Linked DNA regions of Homo sapiens: region 1 is linked to region 2. A link is an interaction called in ENCODE POLR2A ChIA-PET data of the cell type or tissue named here. Cell type or tissue: Caco-2. All regions are shown on one strand. Links, peaks and the distances in the headings refer to the core of each region. The heading gives the core; the rest is flanking DNA. Region 1 overlaps RGS3 (regulator of G protein signaling 3). Region 2 overlaps RGS3 (regulator of G protein signaling 3).

Region 1 (9,484 bases), core at 654-8,653, 66 kb after region 2:
ACCATCTTGGTCCTCTGTTTCAGGTCCAGTTGAGGTGAGGTTACTGTGTGGTAGGGGATGCCCAAGAAAGGGTTAAGTTGCCAGAAGCAGAGTCCCGCCCTTGGGTTTGCTCAGCCAATCAGAGTCTGTCCTGGTGAGGTAAAGCTTCTATCCTGGGTGGCATTGGTTGAGTTGACCGGCCCCATCTCCTGCTGGAGAGAGCCGAAAGGGTGGAGTTTCTGTGGAACCAGACAGAACTGGAATTAGCTCGCTGTCTACTCAGGCCGGGCTGCCTGACTGCAGGACCTGCCTCTGTTCCTTTCTAAGGCACTCACACACCCTGGCATCTCCAGGGCTGTCTCTAGTGGCCCCAGTGGAGATGACAAGGTGGCACGCACCTCACCGTCACATCTGGGAGAAGTCTTAGAGCCAGAGCAGACAAGGAGGCCTCAGTTTCCCTGCCTGGGCCCCTGGAATATGGCAGATGTCTACCAGGAAGTGACATGGAGCAGTTGTCATATGTGCTCCGAGCACCAGCAGCAGCTTCAATGAACAAGGCCCCCGATGAATCTTCCCATATGGACAGCACTTTAAAACCATGACAGTGAGAACGATAGCGGCTAGTTCAGAGCTCCTCTTGCATGCCACTTTGCAAAGCACATCCTGAGTTCAATCCTCACAAGAAGCCTCTTAATCCATCCACTTTACTGATGCAAAAACTGAGTCTCAGAGAGGCTAACTGGCTCACCTGAGGTCACATTGCTTACTGTGTTACTTTGAACTATCTGTCATGTCTGTCTCTGCCACCAGACTGTGATCTCCCGAGGAAAGGGGGTGATGGATTGCTCTGTGCGTCCCTCCCCGTGGAGCACAGGACCTGCCCTGAGAATGGGGCCAGGCCCCACTGCACTGTGTCTGCCCTTCTCATCCTAAAGGCTTGGTTTCCATGCTTCTCAGAAGGCTTCCTGGAGCCCAGCCCAGCACCAGGCACATGAAGGGTACTGAGCAGGAGGCTCACGGCACGGATGATGCTTGGATAGCCAGGACCCCACTGGATCCTTCTTAGGACCCGCAAGCATGGCTTTCATGCTTAGATCACCACTCCAGTGCCCTCCTCATCTCTCTCCTATTAGGAGAATTCCATAGCGACAGGGACCAGGTCTCATTCATCTCTGTGATCCCAAAGGATCTAAACCAGTATCTGGCACTGAGAAGGCATTTATTATGTATATTTGCTTGAATAATCAAAAGAATATATAATTGTCTCTCCCTTCTAGCTTAGAACCTGAATGGCCACAGGTGGGCCCAGCTCTGAGTTATTCTAGATTAGAAGCCTCGCAGCAGTCCCCATGCAGGGAGTTTAGTACAAGGATTCCCAGGCAGAAGAAGAAAGGTAGGCGCCCCCCAGCTACAGATAATGAAGCAACAGAGGGGCAGAGCTCTGAAAAGGAAGGAGCGGGTGATGAACAGGAGTAGGAAGTTGAGACAAGAGAGAAAGTAGTTCATTTATTTCTACAAAAAATGGATACTAGATGGCCCCCGGCCCTCAGCTTTCACGAAAATCACAAAGCTTGGAGAGATAGAAAGAGCCACGGGCCCAGTGCCCAGATGGGACTACTGACACCACAGCAGCCAGCGGCTGCTGAAGGTCCCACAGCAAGGGAGTGACCTCCCAACTGTTCTTTAAGTCCATCTTCCCCTGACTCCCTCTACCTTCCCAACAAGCATATATTTCATCTTCAAGGTAAATTGCACTTATTACGTTTTGTGAATTTGGGAAGAGCTTTACATTCCTTAAGACATTTAAAGAATCCCCCACATCTGGGTGTCAGCAGACACTCTTGAAAAGAGCATGGGAGTTTGGGGAGTTGCCTTACAAACCCCCTTTTCCCAGAGAGGCATTTGGGTGGTGCAGGGGTGGGGTGGGGGTCTAGGCAGTGTTTTCCTTTGTTCAGCAGAAGGTGGAGCATCCACAGAAAGAACACAGAAAAGGCATTCAAAGGTGTGCTACTCTTGAGGTCAGGAGTTCGAGACCAGCCTGGCCAACATGGTGAAACCCCATCTCTACTAAAAATAAAAAAATTAGCCAGGCATGGTGGCATGTGCCTGTGGTACCAGCTACTCGGGAGGCTGAGCCATGAGAATCGCTTGAACCCAGGAGGCAGAGGCTGCAGCGAGCTGAGATCGCACCACTGCACCCCAGCCTGGGTGACAGAGCGACACTCCATCTCAGAGCAAATCGGTCCAGCAGGACCCTTATACCTGAAGAGCAAGCAGCCAGCCTCCGGGCTCCGTTTGGCCCTTCCTCTTCTGCCCTAGAGATGGAGACCTTAGTGGCCAGCCCTTGGTAAAGAGGTTCCTGGTCACCCCGAGGCTGCCAGGAACTGACGGAACTGAGCGCAAGTGGACAATGCTGTGGACCAGCTGGAAAGCCAGGCGGGCCCTGTCAGTGAGGTTGCTAAAGCATTGCTAGAACTACCTAGGGCTGGAGAGAATCTATTTACTGGAATTCCTCTCAGGGAGCATTCCATAAGTGTCTAGAAGGAGTAAGTTGCTAAGACTCTTTGCATGTGCATGGTGGTGATAGGGATGGGGAATTTTGAGCAGTGAGACCTCTAGGGCCAGCCTGACAAAAGACAGCTACATCATGGCCTTCTTAGGAGGGTGGCCCAAGTGGGGTATGCCAGTGTGGCTCCAGGCCCAGTTCTTAGGCCCGGGAGGTAATTCTGAGGCTGTCCCAGCACTTGGGCCCCCTCCTTCATCCTTCTCCTGTCCAGCACACAGCTTCTCCATGGAACACGCGTTTGAAGAGTTTGGATTTGAAGAGGTGTCCAAACTGCTCTGCTCAGGATTCCCATACATTCTAGTGTGGCCCTGAAGCCAGGCCTCAAACCCTTGGGCCGTTCCAGGGTCAGCCAGCCAAGCCCAAAGCCCTACAGGGACCACAACCTGCCTCAGAAACAGCCTGCCTTCAGTCACCCTCTGGCCTCCCAAACCTGAAGATGGAGAGATTCTCCAAGGTATTGAGAAGGCTGCTGCTAACACACTCCAGAGTCAGCAAACTCTGAGAGCGAGGCACAAAGAGCTCTTTCCCCCAGAAAAGGAGGCACAAGCCCAAAGGAAAAAAAACTGGGGCATAGGTTCAGCCATTCGACGTCCCAGAGGCCACCCCAATGAAGAGGAAGCGGCCTGGATTCTGACTGTGACCAACCCAGGATCAGTGGGGCAGGGCAGCCTATAGGCATGGGGACAGGTCTCTGCTCAGTAGAAGAACCTGACAGTGGCAACCAGCCAGTGCTGCAACAAACCACCTGGGGCTGGGCAGGGGGCAATGCATTCCCCACAGCTATGGTTGAGTGAGTGCCTACTGCATACCAGGCACTGTGCTATAGCCCGTATATGCACCCTCTCATTTCATTCTCACAACAACCCTTTGAGGGAAGGACTATTGTCCCAGGTTACTGATGGGGACATCAAAGTACAGAGCAGCAAAGTGACTTGCCCAAGTTCCCACTGCCAGTTGGTGGTAGAGGGTGGCTCAGAAGTCCGTGCTTTTCCTACTGTCTTCCCTCATCCAAGTTATTCTTGCCACTAGCTAGTGTAAAACAAGAGAACGTTCACAGCTAAGATGATGTAATTCTCAGATCCTCACTCCTTTCGGGAATAGCTGGGGAGCTGCTGTCCACCTCTGGCCCTCAGAAGAGGCTGCCAACTGCCTCTTCCCTACCTCCTGCTTCAGCAGGCCTGCCCCCCAACTGCCCCCTGCATAGGCCTGCTGCCCATGGCATAGGGGACTGACTGCACCAGGGAGAAGTGAAAAGGCCAGCAAGTTACAGGCTGCAGCTTTCTTTCATCTCTCCTCTTCGCCCAGATCCAGCAGAGCAACCACCTCAGCAACTTTTGCAGCCAACCAGACCCAATTCCCAAATGGCCAGCACTTTTAGCAAAAGAAGGGACCTGAATGACTCACAAATGGGGTAATATAACTGTACTTTGTGGCTGGCATCGGAGTGTCAAAGGGGAAGGCTGTGTGGTCCAGCTCCTATCCCATCCCCTCTCCCCAGGCACTGGATGGGCTGAGCAGTGCCCAGCCCAGAACAGCCTCCCCTGGGAGTCTCTAATCTTCCCCGGTGCTCCTGCCAGCCAGTCCCCAGACCCCAGCAGTCCACACTCAGCTCTACTTGGCTCTGGCCCACATGGAACTATACAGCATACAACAGCTTCTGCCGCAAACATCCCCTCTATCGCATCCGCCTGGGGCCAATGTTAAACACCAGTGTGCTGCCCCCAGGCACAGGCTACCCAATGGCAGAGGTGAACGCATGCCAGGCAGCATCAGGGAGGCCAGCCCGAATTAAACCTTGCCATAGGCAAACCGAAGAACAGAGTGCAGAACTGATGGGCCACGCTTAATTTGGCTCTGTCGCTCTACACGAGCACTGTCAGACCCACTCAGCAGACCCAATGACATGCCAAGGGGGAGAGACATTCGGGCACAGGTCCCCGCTTGCCAAGAGCTCATTGCCCAGAGCCAAGTTGGAAGCTCAGGCTGGCCCCCAGCTCAATGCAGAGGCTCAAGGGTCTAGGCTGGCTGAGGGGAAACGAGGCAGCCAGGCCACAGCCACTGTCAAGGCCCTTACCTTGCTGTCCGGGGGTGATGCTGCCAGCTGTTGCTGCTTGGCGATGTTCTCCGACAGGCACCAGCACACTCTCTTCTTCTGCTCCTGCGAGTGCGCTTCCAAAGTGAATAAGCACTCTGCCTTCTGACGTCAGGGAAAATAGAGAAACGGACGGTCAGGGCTGCTCCCTGGTTCAGGGGGCTCCCAGGCCCAAGCCCATCCCTGGGCTCCAGAGGGTGAGGCTGCAGCCAGGAGGGGAGTGTCCGCCAAAAGCCGCAAATGCACACTAATCCCCAGTGACATTGAGGCAGCCAGAGGCGCAGGGAAGTGGGTTCAAGGGCCAGCTGGCGAGCTGTGGGCCCACAGGTTGGGGGAGGGGAGGAAGGCAGTGGCTCCCAACACAGCAGAGGCCTGTGGAGAGCAGGACAGAGCCGATGAGGTCACCCCCAGGGGCAGGCAGCACAAAGCAGCAGCTGAGGGAGCACGTGGGAAGCCCAGAGGGCCAGGGCCTCAGGCTGATTCTCTGTGGAGCCAGGAACCCTCCCCACCTCCCCTGGCTCACAGAACCCATCTTCCTCACAGCGCTCTTCTCTGATCCCAAGGCCAAGGCTGAACGGGTGGTTGGACGGGCATACCAACAGAACCCAAACAGCAACTCAGGGTCCTTTGGAAAGTCTTTGACGGGCAGAGTCATGTGGCCCTCTGCAGCCCCACTGCCCAGCACATGATCTTGGTCTAATCTGTGACTGTTCAGCTCACTCGAGGGCAGCAACATCCCAGGCACTGCTGACATTTAGGTCCCGCTTCGCTATTCAACCTTGTTAAGTACTACAGTCTCGTCTCCCCAACTAAACTACAAACCCCTCCTAGAAAGGCCTTTTTCATCTAGGCCTCATATAGTGCTTAGCAAGCAATGGCCTTGGTAAGCTCTGGTTGCCAGGAAGGACTTCTGGGATAAGGTCAAATCCAGGTCAGCTTTGGCACAAGCACCAGGGAGCTTCAAGGACCCAGAGAGCCACCCCTAAAGCAGAGTGTGCTAGGGGCGGGGTAGGGATGGTGGTACATGCCCAGGGTTGCCACCCACAACCGGGTACTCTCATCAGGGGAGTACAAGCTCTGTCTGCCTCCACTAGAATTTGATTATAACCCCAAAGGGCTGCGATTAGATGAACTCAGCCAGGGAGCTAAGAGCATCAGCTGATCCCTTGGAACAGAAAAAAAAAAGACAGTGTTTCTATCCAGCCCTTTCTCATTTTGCAGTTGGACAGGCCTGGTTTGAATCCCAGCTGTGCCACTTCCCAGCTGTCAACCTCAGGAAAGTACCAAGCTGCCTGTGAAATGGGGATATAATGGCATCACCTGGCTTTCAGAGCTACTAGGAGGGCAAGCAAGGAGGACAACAATCAGGCCTCAACAAACAGTCACTAGTATTACTATTCAGTAATTCATTTGTTTAATAACTATTTATTGACTGGGCGCAGTGGCTTATGCCTATAATCCCAGCACTTTGGGAGGCCGAGGCGGGTGGATCATGAGGTCAGGTGTTCGAGAACAGCCTGGCCAACATGCTGAAACCCCATCTCTACTAAAAATACAAAAATTAGCCAGCGTGGTGGCATGTGCCTGTAATCCCAGCTGCTCAGGAGGCCGAGGCAGGAGAATCACTTGAACCTGGCAGGCAGAGGTTGCAGTGAGCCAGGATCGCACCACTGTACCCCAGCCTGGGTGACAAAGCCAGACTCAGCCTGGGTGACAAAGCAAGACTCAGCCTCGAAAAAAAAACAAAATAAAATAACTATTTATTGAGCACCTGCTCTGTGTCAGAGACAGTCCTAGGCATTGGAAATAAAGAGGTAAATGAGACAGACTAAGCCCATGCTCTCAGGTTAGGGGCAAAGACAATAATATTTGTTATTTATACAAATAAACAATTAAAGAAATAATATACAGCCCTCCCTATCCATGGTTTCTACAACCATGGAGTCCACCAACAGAGGATGGAAAATATTTGAAAAAATATTTTAGGCTGGTCACAGTGGCTCCCATCTGTAAACCAGCATTTTGGGAGGCCAAGGCAGGAGGATCATTTGCGCCCAGGAGTTCCAGACAAGCCTGGGAAACACAGTGAGACCCAGTCTCTACCAAAAGTTTTAAAAAAAAATTAATTGGGTGTGGTGGTGTGCGCTTGTAGTCCCAGCTACTTGGGAGGATAAGGTGGGAGGATTGCTGAAGCCCAGGAGCTTGAGGCTACAGTAAGCAATGATTGTGCCACTGCACTCCAGCCTGGGCGACAGGGCAGACCTTGTCTCAAAAAAAAAAAAAAAAAAAATTCATCTGTACTACATATGTACAGATTTCTTTTCCTGCCATTATTCCCTAAACAATACAGTTTAACAACTATTTATACAGAACTTACATTGTATTAGATATTATAAGTAATCTAAAGATGATTTAAAGTACATGGAAGGATGTGTATAGGTTATATTAAATACTACCCCATTTTGTGTCAAGGACTTGAGCATCTTTGGACTTTGGTATCTGTGGGGTCCTGGAACAAATCCTTGGTGGATACTGAGGGACAACTGTAATTACAACTTGTGAAAATGTCACCAAGGTCATAAAGGGAGAGGTCATACTTGAGGTGATCAGAAAAGGCCTCTTAGAAAGGGCAACACACAAGCTAAGGCATGAACGGTAAGAAGGGGCCAGCAAAAACAATGTTTGGGAGAAGCTGTTCCAGAAGCAGCGAAAGCAGGCCTTGAGCTGGGGTGGACTATCACATCAGCTGATAATATCTAGGGACTTCTTCTACCCTGCATCCAACCCAACCCTCAGGAATGCCACCCTTCAGAGTGGGGGCACTTCCCATGCTGAGTGCCAGCCATTCCTCTCAGGCCCAAAAGTGCTCAGAAGTTGATCTTCCTAAGAGCATCTGGGGAAAGAGGAAAGAAAGCCCTGCCTGCTGGTTTCAGGGAACTGGGTGGTGCGCTGAGGCACTCCTGGAGCTTCTACTTAACAACAGCTTCCCTCCGCTGCCCAGAGTCCTCTAGCCCATGGCAGGGGAAGGATATGGCCAGCAAAAGACCCCAAGATTTCCCAGGGAGAAGCCGGGTGAGGCAGATGCTGACCAGAAGGCCCTCTGCTCCCTGTCTCCAGTGTTCCCATGTAAAGGTGGGGGGTGAGGCAGGAACTGTGGTCCCTTCCAGCTTGGAAAGGCCATCACTCCATGAAGCTGGCCCTGGCCCTGGCCCGAGCCTCCCAGCCCTGCTTCTACCCAGTTGGGTGGGCTTCAGCAGATTCCTTAATCTCCCTGGGCCTCCATGTCCTCTTTTCTTTCTGTTCTGAAGCAGGAATTCTGCCTTACTAATAATTCCTTTTGTCTGATTATCAATTTTAAAAAGAACTTTCCAGCTGGGCACGGTGGCTCATGCCTGCAATCCCAGCACTCTGAAAGGCTGAGGCAGGCAGATCACCTGAGGTCAGAAGTTTGAGACCATCCTGGCCAAAACGATGAAACCCCGTCTCTACTAAAAACACAAAAATTAGCCAGGCATGGTGGTGTGCACCTGTAATCCCAGCTACTTGGGAGGCTGGGGCAGGAGAATCGCTTGAACCCAGGAGGCGGATGTTGCAGTGAGCTGAGATCGCACCATTGCACTTCAGCCTGCGTAACAGAGTGAGACTCTGTCTCAAAAAAAAAAAAAAACAGAATTTTCCCACCCACGATCTCATGCTGATCTTGGCAATGCAGTGAAGAGGCAGGAAGGGCATGGATTGTTGTCCCCATTTTATGGAAGGGAATGGCCAAGGTTCAGAGCAGCTAAGGACCTCCCTGAGTCTCATCGCCAATGAGGAGCAGAGCTCCAGCTCAAAGCCTTGGAGAACCACATGCTGGGATCTCATCTCCAACACCTGGGGAGGTCTCATCACCTGGTCAGGCTGCCACACCTGTGGCTGGCAGGAATGCTCCCTCTTGCAGACTGGACCAAGAGGCGACCAGAATGCAAAGCCTCCAGGAGAAATTCTGTAGGTAGCTGGGTCTCAGAGCAGCTGCAGAGTTCGCTGGCAGCTTTTTGTATAACTGTCCACTGCTCTAAGCTCCAGGATGGTGTCCCCCTCCCTACAAAAGTATGAAAGAGCTCCCCCCATCCTGGGAGGGCCTCTCACAGTGAGAGAGCCACCTACCCTCAATACTGAGGCAGCCCCCTCAAATCCCATGCCCTGCACAGTGCTAAGCCCCTTACCAGTGATACCTCGACATTTCTTCCAACGACACTGCAAGGTAATAGCCATGATTATGCCTGTTTTGCTGACACCACAAGAACCACCCTCTGCTGCCCTGCCCCATGGGAATCTCCTTTGGAAAGCCATTATTTCTTCACCTGAGATGGTGACCGTATTGCCTGTCTCAACAGCAGAGTGTAGGGCTGGGTCTCTGGCTCTCAGAGCTTGAAGCTGTAATACTAGAGGACCCAGAAGGCTTCCAAGGCAGGGGGCAGAGCTGGCTGGCTTAGATGGGCAAACATTTTCGGGAGACCTAAGCTTTGGTCTCTCTCTCTCTTGGCCAAGCCAAGAGAGAGAGCACTAAGCCAGCTCCCTCCAGGGAGGCTGAATTCCCATCTGCCTAAATCTGTCTAAATTGGGGACACTCATTACCTTCCTGGCTTCCCTCACAGGTAAACCATCTCTTTTAATCCAGGGTGTGATCCAACTCGTCAGTCCCAACACTGATGCCCACTGTGCCCTCAATAGCAGGCTCTGTGGTCAAGGCCATAAGCCACCCTGAAGGCTTCCTCACATAACTCACTCAGACGGTGCCTCCTGACTATGGGGTGGTCAGCCAAGCACAGACCTTTCAGATGCACTGGCCCTGGCCCAGAAGCACT
Region 2 (9,484 bases), core at 526-8,525:
CGGCCTCCCAAAGTGCTGGGATCACAGACATGTGCCACTGCGCCCGGCTGCCATTGGCTATCCTTAGGCAAAAAAAAAAAAAAAAAGAACCTCAACCTAAACCTCACATCGTATGAGAATTAGCTCAAACTAGATCAAAGATTTAAATGTGAAACAATACAACGTTCAGAAGAAAACATAGGAGAAAATCTTCAGGATTTTCCTGTACAACCCAGCAATTGCGCTCCTGGGTCATTTATCCCAGAGAAATGAAAAGTTATGTCCCCACAAAACTCTCTCTACAATACTTCATAGCAGCTTTATATGTAACAGCCCCACTACCTGTACAGCTCCTAGGGCTTAGTGGAAAGCTCTTAGACAACAAGGAAAGCATGATCCATTTTTTAAAAAGGACAAATTGTACTTCATCAACAGTCAAAACTTTTGCTCTGCAAAAGACACCGTTAGAAGGATGAAAAGACAAGCTACAGACTGAGCACATTATTCGCAAATCGTATATCTGACAAAGCATTCATACATAGACTGTATGCGCTCTCAAAACTCAACAGTAAAAAAAGCAAACAATCTAATTAGAAAATGGGCAGAAGACATGGAAAGACATTTCACCAATGAGGATATACAGATGGCAAATAGCACATGAAAAGATGTTCAGTATCACCAGCCATTAGGAAAATGCAAATTAAGACCCGGATGAAAATCACCACGTTATCTGTTAGAACAGCTAAAATAAAACACTGGGGCAACATTAAATGCTGGCAAGAATGCAGAAACATTGGATCTCTCATGGTACAGCTACTCTGGAAGATAGTTGGCAGTTTCTTAAAAACTAAACCTATACTTACTGTACAACCCAGCAATTGCACTCCTGGTCATTTATCCCAGTGAAATGAGAAGTTACATCCACACAAAACTCTCTCCACAACAGTTCACAGCAGCTTTATATGTAACAGCCCCAAACTGGAAATGACCAAAATGTCCCTCAAGAGGCAAATGGCTAAACGAACGGTTGTACATCCATACCACAGAATGTTACTCAGCAATAAATAGGATTGAACGCAACATAAATAGGATACCCACAACATCTTGGATGAAGCTCAAGGACGTTATACTGAGTGAAAAAAGACAATCTTAAAAGGTCACATACTGTACAATTCCATTTATATCACATTCTTGAAATGACAAAATTACATAGATGGAGAACAGATTAGTGGTTGCGAGGGGTTAGGGGTGGGGAATGGGTGTACCTATAAAAGGGTATCGAGGGAGGTCTTTGTGGTGATGGAATAGTTCCATGTCTTGATTGCGGTGGTGTTTATACAAATCTGCAGGTGATAAAATGACATAGAACTGTACATACGTATTGTCCCAATGTCAATTTCAATTTTTGATATTGTACTATAATTATGTAAGATGTGTTCATTGGGGCACACTAGGTGAAGGGTACATGAGACCTCGCTATACTATCTTTGCAATTTCCTGTGAATATATAATTATTTTAAACTTTAAAAGTTTAAAAAACACACACGTGCTTTCACTGCAGTGAGAACTTTCCCCAGGTAGACCCTGACCCTTCTGCCTCCAGGAAAAGTTACAGTGAGTAGTTCTGAGCCCAGCCCACAGGGAGGGGTCATGTCCCACCCAGCTCTTCCTAGGTCGGTTGACTACAGAAGCATAAGAGAGAATAAGTTATTGTTATTTGAGGCCAGTGTATTTTGGGGTGGGTTTTATTTATTTATTTATTTATCTTATTTACTTATTTTTGAGATGAAATCTTGCTTTGTCGCCCAGGCTGGAGTGCAGTGGCGCAATCTTGGCTCACTGCAACCTCCACCTCCTGGGTTCAAGCCTCAGCCTCCCATGTAGCTGGGATTACAGGCGTGTGCCACCACACCTGGCTAATTTTTATATTTTAGTAGAGACAGGGTTTCACCATGTTGGCCAGGCTGGTGTTTAACTCCTGACTTCTAGTGATCCGCCCCCTCCTCGGCCTCCCAAAGTGTTGGGATTACAGGCGTGAGCCACTGCGCCCGGCCTGGGGTGGTTTGTTTTGCAGCACTGTTGTATCAATAGTTAACTGACACATGCCCACTTGCCCCACTTCCTCTCCATAGCCTTACGAGAATGGATGTCTGTCATTGATGACAGTGGCGGAGACAGCTAGTCGTCCCCAACATCTGCTCAGCCTTTGTATTACCCCAGAGTAACAGAACCTCTGATTTTTATCTGGTCACATGGCTGTCTAGATTAACACTACATTTCTCAGCTTTCCCTCTTCTCATTTATTTACTTATTTATTTTCAGAGACAGGGTCTCACTATGTCACCCAGGCTTGAGTGCAGTGGCACCATCATAGCTCACTGCAGTCTTGAACTCCTGGGCTCAAGGGTTTCTCCCGTCTCAACCTCCTGAGTTCACTACCATGCCTGGCTGAGTTTTTTATTTTTTGTAGAGACAGGGTCTCACTATGTTATCCATAGTGAGGCTCCTAGTGAGGCTGGCCTCAAACTCCTGGCCTCAGGTGATCCTCCCACCTCGGCCTCCCAAAGTGTTGGGATTACAGGTGTGAGCCACTGCTCCCAGCCTCCTTCTAAACAAGTGTGGCCATGTGCTCAGTTCTGGCCAATGGGGTGTAAGGGAAAGTGTCATGTGACAGTTTCTGAGCACCTTCTCTAAGACATAACTGCAATTTACCTTTTACCCCCTCTTTCTTGGCCTCCAGCCTTGCGTGATGGCTGGAGCTCAAGCAGCCATCTTGGACAGGAAGTGGAAGCTACATTTTGAGGACGGCAAAGTAACAGACAAAATCAGGGTTCCTGATGATCACGAAAAGGCCATGCCAGCACTAGGCTGCTTCTACCTGAGTTTCCTTTATGGGAGAGAGAGAAACTTCTACCTTGTGTTTTTGTCACTTACAACAGAACTCAATCTTTACTCATGCAGTGGCTTCTTATCCAGACTTTTTGTTCATGGGCTTGTCCTGTGCAACCCACCATGCTAAGCAATATATGGCCTTTTATCCAATAAATAAGTATTTATTAAGCACCTACCATGCGCCAGGCACTGTGATTGATAAGCCTGGGGATACAGTGAGAAGACGGACAGGGTTCCTGCCCCAAGGGGCTTAAGCTTGAAAGGAAGAGACAGCGATGAATGAACATATGCGTGTGTGTAATTACAACCTGTGACAAGAGCCATGAAAGAGGAGGAGCAGGAGGCTTTGGGAGCAGTCAGCAGGGGCCCTCTTATAGTCAGGGTTATCAGGGAAGGCTTCCCTGAGGCAGTGACATCTAAACCAAGCTCTGGAGAAGAGGGGGAGGAATACAGCCTACTACTCAAGAGCACAGGCTTCAGAGCAAGCCCAGCCTGATACTGAGTACTGGGTAAACTGAGACCCAGAAAGTGAAGTAAGTTGCCCGAGTTTACACAACTAAGTGGAAGAGCTGGGAGTTCCCCTGAGCAATCTGTCCTCAGGCCTGGCCTCGGGGCACTAGGCTGTAGTGATTAATAATAATAGCTCTTAACTCCCAGGATTTTGGGGAGCATAAAAAAAGAAAATGTCAGTCAAGTACTTAGCACAGTGCCTGGAAAATATTAAATGTTAGCTATCATCCTCATCCTCCTCCTCCTCATCGTCATTAACTAAGGGAGCAGGGGAAAGAGTGTTCCAGGGAGGGAGGACTGCACGTGAAAGGCCCCAAATGGAAGGAAGCGTGGTGCATTCGAGGACCAGAAGGCAGACCAGCAGGGCTGAATGCAAATAGTTCACCCCTGCTTTTATTTGATCACAACAACTGTACTAGGTAACACCTATTATTAACTGGTTATAATCTCTTTAACTCTTTATAAATGTGGAAACAGTGGCCCAGAGAGGTTAAGCGACTTGCCGAAGGTCACGCAATAAAGAATCATCTGAACCTGGACTCAAGCCCAGGTCTGTCAGCCTCCAAAGCCCAAGCCCCCAGTTACCACCCTCCCCTTCCTTGGAATGGACAGAACTCGAGAGCAAGCCAGTTCCTGCTGCAATAGCACCTCAGAAGGAAAAGCTATACAGCCTGAGGCATCAGAGTCGGATGGCTCCTAGAGAGCACTTTGAACACGCCCCACCCATTTTTAAGATGGGGAAAGTGAGGCCCAGCGAGGAAAGGGACTTGCCACAGACAGATCGGCAGTGGAACTGGACTTATATTCCCAGACTGGAGGCTGTATTCCCCTCCAGTCTGGGGGCGGGCATCGGCTGTGCCTTGTTCAGGCCCTTCTTTTTTATATCTCCCTGGGGATAGCAAACTGAGCTGAATCCCCTGAGAGGGGTGGCTCCAGCAGGTGCTGTGTTTGTGTGTGCTGGGGGTAAAAAGTGGGGATGGACTTTGCCTCAAGGGCAGGAGCTTGTGAAAAACCAGCAGATCAGGTCCCCAGCCTGGCTGGAGGACACAGAGGGCAGTGTCCCCAGGGGCATGAACCCTGTAGACTGTGGAGCTCCTTGATAAACAGACTGCTCCATCCAAGTAGGCCTTCCAGTCCCCTGGGAAGCAGCTAAAAAGAGCCCTAGCAACTCGAATACACAGCTCACATACACTTGTGCATACGCACGCACGTGCACACACACCCCGCCGCGTACAGAGGCAGCTTGGCCTGGATCCCAGCCCCCCACACCCCCACAGAGCACCATCTGCCCCTTCCGAAGGTCCTCACGCAGGAGGAAAAGCTGGATTCTCCTTGTGTGTCAAGAGAAGAAGCCAAGGACCAGAGCAGAGAGGGGCCTCATCCAGGGTCACACAGAGGTTTGGGACAGATCTGAGCTCAAAGCCCAGAACTCCTGACTGCCAGGCCAGCTACCTGATGAGGCAGATGCTATTTGGTTGCCTTTGAAACAGCAGGCAGGCAGGACCCCGCTGAGCCCATGTGGAACCTAGGGCCCAAACCCCGCCCCCTTGGGGCCCTGCCCATGTCGTGTCATTGAGTCACTGCCTTGGAGCAGATGCGGGGGCAGCTTCCTCCTGCACAGCTGGTTGGGGCTTGGCCCGACAGTGCCTCCTGGACCAGCCTCCCTCCCTCTGCCCCGCAGGGCACACTCCCTCTGTGCCTGGCCTTGTGCTGAGGGTTCACACATATTCGTAAACCTGCCAAGTCCACGCGAGTCCCAGGAGGTGGAATTATTATTCCCATTTCATAGTTAAAACAACAGAGGCTCGGAGAGGTAAAGCAACTTGTCACACAGTTCTGAGAACTGAGATTCCTTGCAGGACCGGACATCCGCACATTCATAAACTCACCTATTCCTCGGACTTCCTTAGAAAAATTCTGCCCACAAGCCAAAGAGAACCAGCATCAAAAGCCCCCATCTGCAACTCCAGCTGAACCACTAAGTCTCACAGACTGGCTGCAGGTGTGGATTCTTTTGGAAAGCCCTGGCTGAGGCTGCCTGGAAGTCAGGGATAGAGGTCCCCATCCCTGTTCAGCCATGATGGGCTGTCCACTTTCTCTGAACCCTAATTTTCTCATTTGTAAACTGAAAATAATACTCAGCCCTTCCTCCCAGGGCTTTGTGAGGATCGATGGCAATGAGGCATGGAATGCGTGGTGTGTGCCTCTGCGTGGTCCTGGCTCCTATATCTACCTGCCACCTGGCACTGCCCTCCCCACCCCCAGCCATGCCTCCACTCTCTTCTGTACCCGGCAGATGGGATCAGTCCCACAGCTGTTCCTCAATCCCCCACTGCCTCCTCCCACCCAAGGAAGGGGGCACCACTTTCCTCCTCCCTTCCCTGGCTAGGGAGAGGACAGGCAAAGCCAGATGTTCCACAAATGTTGCCAGTTGTTAGCAAAACAACAACCAACAGGTGGCTTCTTTGAGACCCCTGTCAGGTCCATTGCTTGAGGGCCTGAGAGCTCTGAGGGAGCGGTGGGGCTGTGGAGGAGTCGCCAGGAGCCTGAGGTTTGGGCAGGAAGGGAGGTGAAGCAGAGAGGCCTTCAGGGGTGGGATGTCAGTGGGAAGAGTTTGGGGAGGGGACAGTAGGTTAAGGGACAAGGGGGTGCAGAGGCAGGGAGGTAGGGTGGGGAGCTGAGAGTTTGGTGCAAGCGAGAGGAGCAGGGAGGAGTGAAGCTGGAGAATCTGGTGGGTCCAGAGGTGGCTGCCTGGGCAGGAGACCTGCAGGGGTAGGACTAACCTATCCCTCCTTCCCCACCCTGCCCCAGGACCCGACTTCAGATGGAGAGAACTTTGGAACCCCCAAGGGGCTCCCAGGCCCTCCTGAGCTCCATCATGGAAGGAATCAAGCAGAAACTCTGGGGTCCTAAGTGCTGGGCAGCAGTTTAGACTCAATGGTCTCTTCCAAGCTGGAGAGTCTGGGAGGTCATAGCTGGCCCAAGACAGGTCAAGAGAGCACGTCACTCACATGGCAGAGGCCGAGAGCATGAGGGACTTGACTCTCCCACCAGGAGCCTGGCTGCAGTTGGCACCTCGGCAGCTATCATCCAACTGAGTGGCACCCCCTCCTGCTGGCATCCAACTGAGTGGCACTGCTGTGCCCTCTTGCCTCTCCACCCACCACAACCTATTTGCCAGCTGACCCCAACTGCTCCCAGCAGGGCCAAGACTGGGCAGCAGTACGGGAACAGGCTGTTTCTCACTTACTCCCTGGAATTGGCTGGCTTTGTCCTCCAGCAAAACTGTTCCTGGAAGGACAAGGATCTGGGGTCTGAGACCAAAGGCCCCCCCCATCTTCTCAGGCCTGGGCAAGTGGAGAATGTGACCTGTGACCTTGAATAATGAGATCGCTAACAGCAGCTCACGGTTATGAAGCACCTACCCCACGCCATGCACTGAACTAAACTTGTTGCATGCACGACCTCGCTTAGTCATTGCAACTCTGGGGTAAGTGCCAATGCGCACAATTTATAGATGAGAAAGCGGAGGGAAGGAGAGGGTACATGACTTCTTCAAAGGTTTGCAGCCATTAGTAAATGGTGGAGCCAGAGACTGAGCCCCAGAGCCTGACTCCAAGGCCCTTCAGCTCTACAGTGAAGAGTGCTGCTTCCCTTCCCTCCCCTCAGTCTTCCCATCTGTGGGATGGGGAGGAGCTGGTTGAAATGACATCACAGCTCTGTGATCCCACGTTGACCGCCTGGAATTGCCAGAGACTAGAGAGCACTGCTCCTTCCTCTCCTGTGAAAGAAAATGGGAACCAGCCCAAATGACACTGTACAGATGAGGCAACTGAGGCCTAAGCGGGCAGAGAATGTACCCAAGGTCCTCCAGGGAGCCCAGGCAGGGCCCAGGGCAGGGGGACCCAGACGCCTTTCTAGTCTGCCCTCCAGCTGCTCTGCACAGCCAAAGCCACTCGGAGGCCAAGGGAACCAGGGTGTGAGTAATGGAAACCAGGCAGTGGGGCCTTCCGAAATGGGAATTCCATCTGCCTGACTTTGTTCTCCCGGACTTTGGTTTCCATGGCAACTCTGGGAACCAGGAGGTTGGGAAGGTGGAAGAGGGAAGGCCTGGCCCTAAACTGAATCCCTAGAATATAAAGAACTGGAAAGGTGGGTCTCCTTGTGGACCCAGTGGCTCCTCCCAGCAGAAGATGCGAGAGAGGCCAGGTCAGGCAGGGAAGTCCTGGGCTCAGACCCAGTACTGCCTCTACCATTTTGGGGGAGTAGGGAGTAGTATTATAGTCTTCCCTGGGCCCCAGTTTTCCCAGCTGTCAGGTCCCCAAATCTCAGGCCTGGAAAAAACCTGGAAGGTGCCCTTGTTCAGAATTAGAAGCACGACTCTTCCCAGGCCCTTCCAGCCTCTGTGAGACACTGAATCTCTACAGTGGGAAAGCTCTTCACAGTTTATAAAGCCCAATGACACTCATTGCCAGGTCCTGGAGAAAGACCCAGCACCACTCCTGGAGGGGCTCACCCTCTGGTGCCAACATGTATCAAGCACCTACGGTATACCTGGCCCCAGGTTAGGACCTTTCTGCAGAACTGGCTCACTGGCTGTTCATCCCAGCACTGAGAAGACAATAGAATCATCCCCATTTTTGCAGGCTCAGGGATGGGCAGTGACTTGCCAAGGTTACAGAGCAAGTCAGTAGCAAAGACAAGACTCAAACCCAGGATTGCCTGATTCCAAAGCCTTTGGAGACAGAAAAACCCATGCCTGACTCAGTACGGGCTAGTCAAGGAGAGGCCACGGCTGCCGGGGAGCAGAGGGAAGGGGGTTCTCTGCTGACCTAGGCTACTGTTGTTGCACAGAAGATTCTTCCAAATGGGTTTCAAGGGTGAGCAAGCATTAGGGGTCCCATTTGCAAGCGGGGCAGGAAAAGTCAGGTGTGGTCAGAGCGGCAGTCAGACAGCCCACCTCTTCCTCCTGATGAAGCCCTGCTCAGCTTCTGCTCCACACCCAGGCCCTGGCTCTAGTCCCCTGTAACCCTGAAGAGGGCTCAGTCCAACTCCCTGAAGGCCTCCAGAGACCAACAATTCTGATCCTCTCACTGTGCAGAGGGGCCAACAGGGCTGGCCTTGCCCAGGGAGATGAGTAAGGGGAGGCAGGGAGGAGGGAGCTGTACAGCCCCATGTCGTCTGCAGCTCCAAGTCTGCAGGACCCCAGGCAGGGAACAAGATCCAAGGAGACGGGGCCCAGCTCCTCCTGCATCAACTCCATCTAGCTTAATCTAAGACAGCCCTGCTGAGCCAGACCCCACCCTGGGCCATGCCCTGGCCCCTGGGAGGTTATATATGTGGGGTCAGCTTTGCCTTCAGCTTGGCCTGGACTCTGGGCCTCTTCTGCCCACTTCTAGGCAAGTGGCCCAGGTCCTCCCTTGAAGGATGCCCTGGGCCTTTCCTAAACTCGCATCTTCTGTTAGGTAGGAGGGGAAACAAAGGCACAGTGGGGAAAGCCTTACCCAGGGCCACAGAAAGACTCTGTGAGTCCTATCTCCTGTCTCCACAGCTGTTCCTTCTGCCCAGAGGCCTCCATAAGCCCACCACCACCCTTCCTGAGATTCTGGCCCCGTCTACCTTCACCAGCCATCCCTGCACCACGTGAAAGTTCTATTCAAACCTCAGGGTGTGGCGAGGCAGAGAATTGAAGGAACTTGCTGAAAGACATGTGGCCAGCTGGCGATAAGCAAGGACTCCATCCTGTAGCCGGCAGAGCCCAGGCTTTGCAGACAGTCAGACTTGGGCTGAACCCCTGCCACCTGCTGGCTACGTGACCTTCCCTGTCTGTGCTTCCATCTCCTCATCTGTAAAATGGGGATAAGCCCTACCTCCCAGGCTTGGGGAGGAGATGCAGTGACCACTAGGATGAGTGGCACAGTGCCTGGCACAGAGGAAGGCATGGGAGAGCAGCCCTCACCAGTGTATCAGTGTATCGGGCTCCAGGATGGGGGCAGGTGATGGCAAGAGAGCAGTGGCTGAATCAACAGCCCAACGACCAACCCTCCCAGCCCCAGCCACCCTGGGAAGGCTCAAGACCAGGAACACACAAAAAGGGTCAAGA

Evidence for each region. Peaks named below come from ENCODE experiments on the same cell type or tissue, not always from the same donor. Only the 100,000 strongest peaks of a DNase experiment are listed, where the experiment ranks them.
Region 1: POLR2A ChIA-PET joins it to region 2 with 12 read pairs; 5 of 35 experiments call an interaction of 5 or more read pairs at or near these places.

Annotation. Positions count from the first base shown.
Region 1 is chr9:113,532,054-113,541,537 of GRCh38, reverse strand. RGS3 (regulator of G protein signaling 3) reads right to left here. Exons shown (of 23, transcript NM_001394167.1): 17 at 4,620-4,742. Among named protein-coding and RNA genes, the nearest start is that of RGS3, 73 kb to the right of the region's middle. RefSeq lists enhancers at 1-421, 4,767-5,518. In Caco-2, for the core only: no CTCF peak of the experiment used is centred there; no DNase peak of the experiment used is centred there.
Region 2 is chr9:113,597,733-113,607,216 of GRCh38, reverse strand. RGS3 (regulator of G protein signaling 3) reads right to left here. Exons shown (of 23, transcript NM_001394167.1): 23 at 9,479-9,484. Among named protein-coding and RNA genes, the nearest start is that of RGS3, 140 kb to the right of the region's middle. RefSeq lists silencers at 4,905-4,984, 8,135-8,301 and an enhancer at 6,885-7,808. In Caco-2, for the core only: no CTCF peak of the experiment used is centred there; DNase peaks (open chromatin) are centred at 4,416 and 4,929.